Linked DNA regions of Homo sapiens: region 1 is linked to region 2. A link is a loop called in an ENCODE intact Hi-C map of the cell type or tissue named here. Cell type or tissue: OCI-LY7. All regions are shown on one strand. Each heading gives the region's core, and the rest is flanking DNA. Links, peaks and the distances in the headings are about the cores only. Region 1 overlaps TSPAN9 (tetraspanin 9). Region 2 overlaps TSPAN9 (tetraspanin 9).

What was found. A loop is a pair of places that touch in the nucleus more often than their neighbours do. Peaks named below come from ENCODE experiments on the same cell type or tissue, not always from the same donor. Only the 100,000 strongest peaks of a DNase experiment are listed, where the experiment ranks them.
Region 1: a loop joins it to region 2, with 8 times the contacts of the local background. A loop is called at or near these places in 3 of 110 quality-filtered maps.

What each region holds. Positions count from the first base shown.
Region 1 is chr12:3,228,210-3,231,109 of GRCh38, reverse strand. All of the region lies in intron 3 of TSPAN9 (tetraspanin 9), which reads right to left. LOC124902861 (a long non-coding RNA gene) reads left to right here. Exons shown (of 3, transcript XR_007063161.1): 3 at 793-1,134. Among named protein-coding and RNA genes, the nearest start is that of LINC02827, 71 kb to the left of the region's middle. In OCI-LY7, for the core only: no CTCF peak of the experiment used is centred there; a DNase peak (open chromatin) is centred at 1,329; H3K4me3 peaks cover 978 bases; H3K27ac peaks cover 1,620 bases.
Region 2 is chr12:3,176,464-3,179,363 of GRCh38, reverse strand. All of the region lies in intron 2 of TSPAN9 (tetraspanin 9), which reads right to left. Among named protein-coding and RNA genes, the nearest start is that of TSPAN9-IT1, 28 kb to the right of the region's middle. In OCI-LY7, for the core only: no CTCF peak of the experiment used is centred there; a DNase peak (open chromatin) is centred at 1,123; H3K4me3 peaks cover 584 bases.

The DNA of each region.
Region 1 (2,900 bases), core at 255-2,754, 52 kb before region 2:
TTTAAAAAACCACAATCCTTACACACCCAGGCAAGCACTCTCTCGACTAAGCACCGTTCCCAATTAAAGGCATCCTTCACTTCCCAGGCAGAAGGTTTATGTAGGTCACGCTGGGCCCTTTATAGCATACACCCCCGCCCCCAGCTCCCAACCCTATCTCCGCACCTCCAGGCAGGAAGGTACGCACTGAGATCCTACTGAATGGGGGCCTCCAGATGGGGATCAAGGAGGCCCCAGGGAGTCCTGCAGGGGTCTCCAGGGGGGCCGAGGACAGGTGAGCCTTCCAACAACTTGATATCTCCTCGGGGGAACTGAGGATCGGAGCAGGGGCTGCATGTGGATGAGAACGGGGGTGTGCTGCCGATGGAAGGAGATAACTGAGGGCAGCTGGTGGGACAGGCCGGCATGGACTCTTACCCCTCAGTTCCCAGAGCAGTGTGGGGAAAACCCCTGGGTATGAGGCAGGGTCTCCAGGGGCTGAGGAAACCTTGCCACCCCCACTTTAGAAGACCACACTCCGAAGTGTTGAAGAGCGCTCCGTGGGCACCTACGCTTGCAGAAGCAAATGACTTACTGTTTTCTAGGGACGTTCAGTTCCAGGACATGAAAGAAAAGTCCCTATGGGCGCCACCCTACAATAGAAAACACTACCTTCTTGGTGGTGGGGTGAAGGCAGGCAGGGAAAAAGGAGACGGTGAGATGCAGGCAGGGGAGTCAGGCTCACAAGGGAGGGGGAAGCCTGGCTGTGAGACTATGCCTCAGGAAGACCTGTCTTTTCATCCACTCTTCCAGCTGAACACCAGGAAGTCCTGGAAACTAAACTTGGGTCCTGCTGACCTTCAAAAGCATTCATCCTCCTGGACAACGTGTGATGCCTATAACCGGCACCGGCCTTCCAAGCATCTCCACCCAGAGTCCCCCATAGGCTCTGGGCAATCCTGGGGAGAGACCAGTGATGGGGACGCCTCCATAGAGTGATGCAGGACACAACCAGCTAGTAGGTTTTCTGCTTCGTGGAGAGAAGTCCCAGACAGATGATGGGAGGAGAAGAAAGGAAGGGGGAATAAACAAAGAAAAAGAAAAGTATCTACACACTGCTCCGTTGTGCTCTTGTCTCTTGATGGGGACCCAGCCCTGGATTCTCTCCAACCCAGGGCTTAAGAGGCAAATGTATCCAGCCCAGGGGAGCCAGGTCGGACTCTGGCTTCCCACACAGCAGCAGGGTCCCTGAGATGTCTATGCAACGGAAGCTGGTGCAACCATGCCTGCCTGCCAGAGAGAAGGCTGCTGGGCAGAGAGATGGCTGGAAGGGGCTTCATTTGCATTCAGCCCCAGCTGTGTCAGCCCCAGCTGTGCCTGGCAGGTGCGATGAACCGCTGCAGGCCTTCTTCCTCTCACTCTGGGTTCAGCAAAACCCAGCAGGAAGATGGCACACAGCCCTATCTTTGAGGCATCCTCTACCCCCAGCCAGCCCTGAATCTAGGGCCTTCAGTTTGGCCACAGCCCTCAAATACACGGATAGGTCCTGGTGAAAGCTACTTGCCAGTAAGCCCCAGACAGGGATGCTGCAGAAGGCGGCCAGGCCAGAGGCAAGGGGAAAGCCTCTGATCCTGGGACGACAAGGGAGAGAGAATACATGGGATTTGCTGGGAGCAAGATAATTAGGAAGCCACACAAGAGTGAAATGAGGACGGATGGAAGGAAAGAAGGCAGAGTGAGGGCCACATACCCAGTGCAGGTTCACAGTCAAAGGCACCTCGAAGGCCAGGCCACGAGACCAATGAGGTTGAGACCCAAGGCAGGGATTCATCTTCTTGATTCTATTTGCTGCCCCTTGGTAGGAGGCTGGTACAGATTTGTGGCCCCCACAACTCTCTGGGCCCGAAATGGGACCAACCCCCCAACCCCTGTCCCCTGTGCCCACAGTAGCTGGGGATGCTCTATGCCATGGGTTGAATGGTGGCTCCAAAGATAACTTCATGTCCTAATCCCTGGAACCTGTGAATGTGACCTTATTTGGAAGAGGGTCTTTGCAGATGTGATTATATGAAGGATCTTGAAATAAGGAGATCATCCTGGATGACCTGGGAGGGCTAAATGCCAACAGGAACATCCTTATGAGAGAGAGGCAAAGGGAGGTATACAGAGGAGGAGGAGATGAGGGATTGCAGTGATGCAGCCACAAGCCAAGGAATGCTGGCAGCCTCCAGAAGCTGGGAGAGGCAAGGAAGGATTCTTCCCTAGAGCCTTCGAAGGGAGCATGGCCCTGCAACACTTCAATTTCAGACATCTGGCCTCCAGAATGGTGACATAATAGACTTCTGTTGTTTTCAGCCACCAAGTGTATGGTAATTTGTTACAGCAGCCCCAGAAAACCGACACACCCTGGAAGGGAGCTGTGCCAAGATACCTCCCAGCAACATCAACTGTACCAACATCAACTCACGCTGAGACTGAAAGGAGAACGGGGCGCTGCTCTGCAGCCAGGCAGCACAGGGCTCAGCACTAGAGCTAGGAGCACTCACTTCTAGGCCTGCCTGCCAATAGTGGGGCCTTTTTCATCCACCCCATGGGGTGGGGAGGGCATGAGCAAAGCCTCAGAAATGATTGCCTAAGCTAGTCCTGGATCTTCCCCCTAGTGCTTGTGTGACTGGTCCCCCAACACCTCTGAGATTTAGTATCCTCATGCGTGAAATGGGGACTGAAAAGCAGGATGTGAGGAGAGCTTATTTATTTCTTTTTTAAGAGAGAGGGTCTGGCTCTGTTGTTCAGGCTGGAGCGCAGTGGTGCAATCACAGCTTACTGCAGCCTCGATCTCCCGGGCTCAAGTGATCCTCCAGCCTCAGCCCCCCAAGTAGCTGAGATTACAGGTGCATGCCACAGGTGCATGCCACCACATT
Region 2 (2,900 bases), core at 137-2,636:
AGACGGGAACAGGTGACTGAAGCAGGTGCTAGCTACCACCCTGGGCCGGTTGAACCCCACCCCACCTGGAGTCAGAGTGGGGTGAGTGTCGGGGTGTGTAATGCACCCAGCATGGTCCCTTCCTTCCTAGATGACTTTGGGAGGTGCCTTCCTGTCTGCGGCATCCATGGTTCCAGGATGAGGCAGGATGATGAGTGTGGGGTTGCCACAAACAATGAGCCCTCTCGGCCGGGCCCCGCAGCCTATTTCCAGCTCCTGATAGTTCCTGTCTAATGCCAACATTGACAGAGGAATCCAGGGCATCCTGGGCCCAGCATTGTTCAAATCACACATTCCTCTTCAGAAAAAGCTACAGAATAACTCTCATTCCTCCGCCCTCCCAGGAGAAACCACATCAGAGAATAAGCAACCAGATCCCCACATGTGATGGGGACCAAGGGGGATGGGCGCGAGCCACAGGGTGTCTCCACCATTGTCCATCAGATCCCCCACAGCAGATGCACAGAATGCCCAGAAAGCTAACCTGCCTGACCCACAGCTAAGCCCACCCTCAAACCACACAGCCAAGGGCAAGTGAGCGCGACCAGAGGCCCACCTGTACCCCCACCCAGACACACCACATTCTAAGTGTTAATGTTCTACACCACCCGTCTCGTTGACATTTTGTGAAAACTGCAACTAAACTCTCAGGAAAGGGAAGAAGAGATGTTTATGGAGTGCCTACTAAGCGTCAGGCACCGGGATAAGCACGAGCATCAGAAACCCCTTCATCTGGCAGGGCGCAGTGGCTCACGCCTATAATCCCAGCACTTTGGGAGGCCAAGGCGGGCAGATCACCTTAGGTCAGGAGTTCAAGACCAGCCTGGCCAACACGGTGAAAACACATCTCTACTAAAAATACAAAAGTTAGCCAGGCGTGGTAGTGCATGCCTGTAATTCCAGCTACTCGGGAGGCTAAGGCAGGAGAATCGCTTGAACCCAGGAAGCAGGGGTTGCAGTGAAATGAGAGCACGCCACTGCACTCCAGCCTGGGCAACAAGAGCGAAACAACTCTGTCTCAAAAAAAAAAAAAGAAAAAGAAACCCCTTCATCTCCATGGGTCACCGGCCACAGCTGAAGACAGAAATGCAAATGGAGGGAAAAAACAAAGCACAGCTGTTATGCTAAGCACTGTATGGGGAGTGGATACGTGGGTAGCGGAGACGGTGAGGAAAGTTCATAAAAAAAGATAAGAATGGCAGATACAAAAGCATACAGCGGGGAAAGGCCAGCACTACCCATCCCTGATCAATACCACCACAGGAAAACACCACTGCCCTGTGTGCCCATGACACCATGCCACCTGCAGAACAGAAACCTGCACGACTGAGGGCCAGGGGCTAACCATCTGCCCAGAGACCCATCGGCGGGCAAGACACGGCCCAGACACAGCCGACAGGACCTCACACCCTGGCGGACGAGGACACTGGCCGTCACCCGCCTGTCCTTCTTGAGTAAGAGGGCTCTGACTGAATCATTCTGTGATTAGGAATTTCACTTCTTTGTTTCCTGGTTGTAAACTTGGGAATATTACAAATCATGGAAATCCAAATTAAAACAACCAAGCCATCACTGTTTACCTAGCAGGTTAAGGCTGGGTGCGGTTGCTCACACCTGTAATCCCAGTACTTTGGGAGGCTGAGGCAGGCAAATCACCTGAGGTCAGAAGTTCAAGGACAGCTTGGCCAACATGGCAAAACCCCATCTCTACTAAAAATACAAAAACTAGCTGGGCATGGTGGCAGTCACCTGTAATCCCAGCTAGTTGGGAGGCTGAGGCAGGAGAATCTCTTGAAACCAGGAGGCGGAGAGTGCAGTGAGCCAAGATTGAGCCACTGTGCTCCAGCCTGGGCAACAGAGCGAGACTCCATCTCAAAAAAATTTTCTTGGCCGAGCACAGTGGCTCACGCCTGTAATCCCAGCACTTGGGGAGGCCGAGGCGGACAGATCACAAGGTCAGGAGATCGAGACCAGCCTGGCTAACACAGTGAAACCCCGTCTCTACTAAAAATACACAGAATTAGCTGGGCATGGTGGCAGGCACCTGTAGTCCCAGCTACTTGGGAGGCTGAGGCAGGAGAATGGTGTGAACCCAGGAGGTGGAGCTGGCAGTGAGCCGAGATCGCACCACTGCAGTCCGGCCTGGGCAACAGAGCGAGACTCTATCTCAAAAAAACATTTTTTTAAGTGACAAAATACCTATCAGCTTAAATTTTTTTTTTTATTTAAACAAGGCTACTCAATGCTGGCAAGAGTGTGGCGCATCTCCTGGGGGTCCCACCACCTCCCCACTCCCCCGGCCACCTCTTGCTCATGGACTCCTAACTGGCCTCCCAGCCACTCCTCGTTTTGCCCTGCTGTCCATGGTACTCTTCCCGCTAATGCGGGGCACCTTCCTAATACTCGGCTCTGTGCATTTCACTCGCAGCTGACACACTTCAGTGGCCCCAATTTTCATGGAATATTTAAAGACGGGCTCTGGTGGGTAATCAAGGAAAGACCAGGCAACTCAGGAGGGCCTGAAAGGTGCACGATTCTCAGCCAGGTGTGGAGGCAGATGATGTAAAGATGGGAGAGCTGCTTTCGGTTTTTCTTGGGATTTTCCCTAATGTAGGACAGATACTTTCTTCGCTGAGACGAGGGCCCAGAATAGAGTCTGAGCCACCAAAGGAAAAGGAAGGAAGTCTCAGCAGCAGCTATGTTCTTAAACTATTTAGTCTTCTTTCACAGCTAACTTTTAAATTGTGATTGGACCAAGAGACAAAAATATCTTAATCAATCAACAGATGTGGACGGAATGTCCTTCATTACCACAGGAGGCTAAAAGAAGGTGGCAGGCAGCACACGGATGTGACAATCCC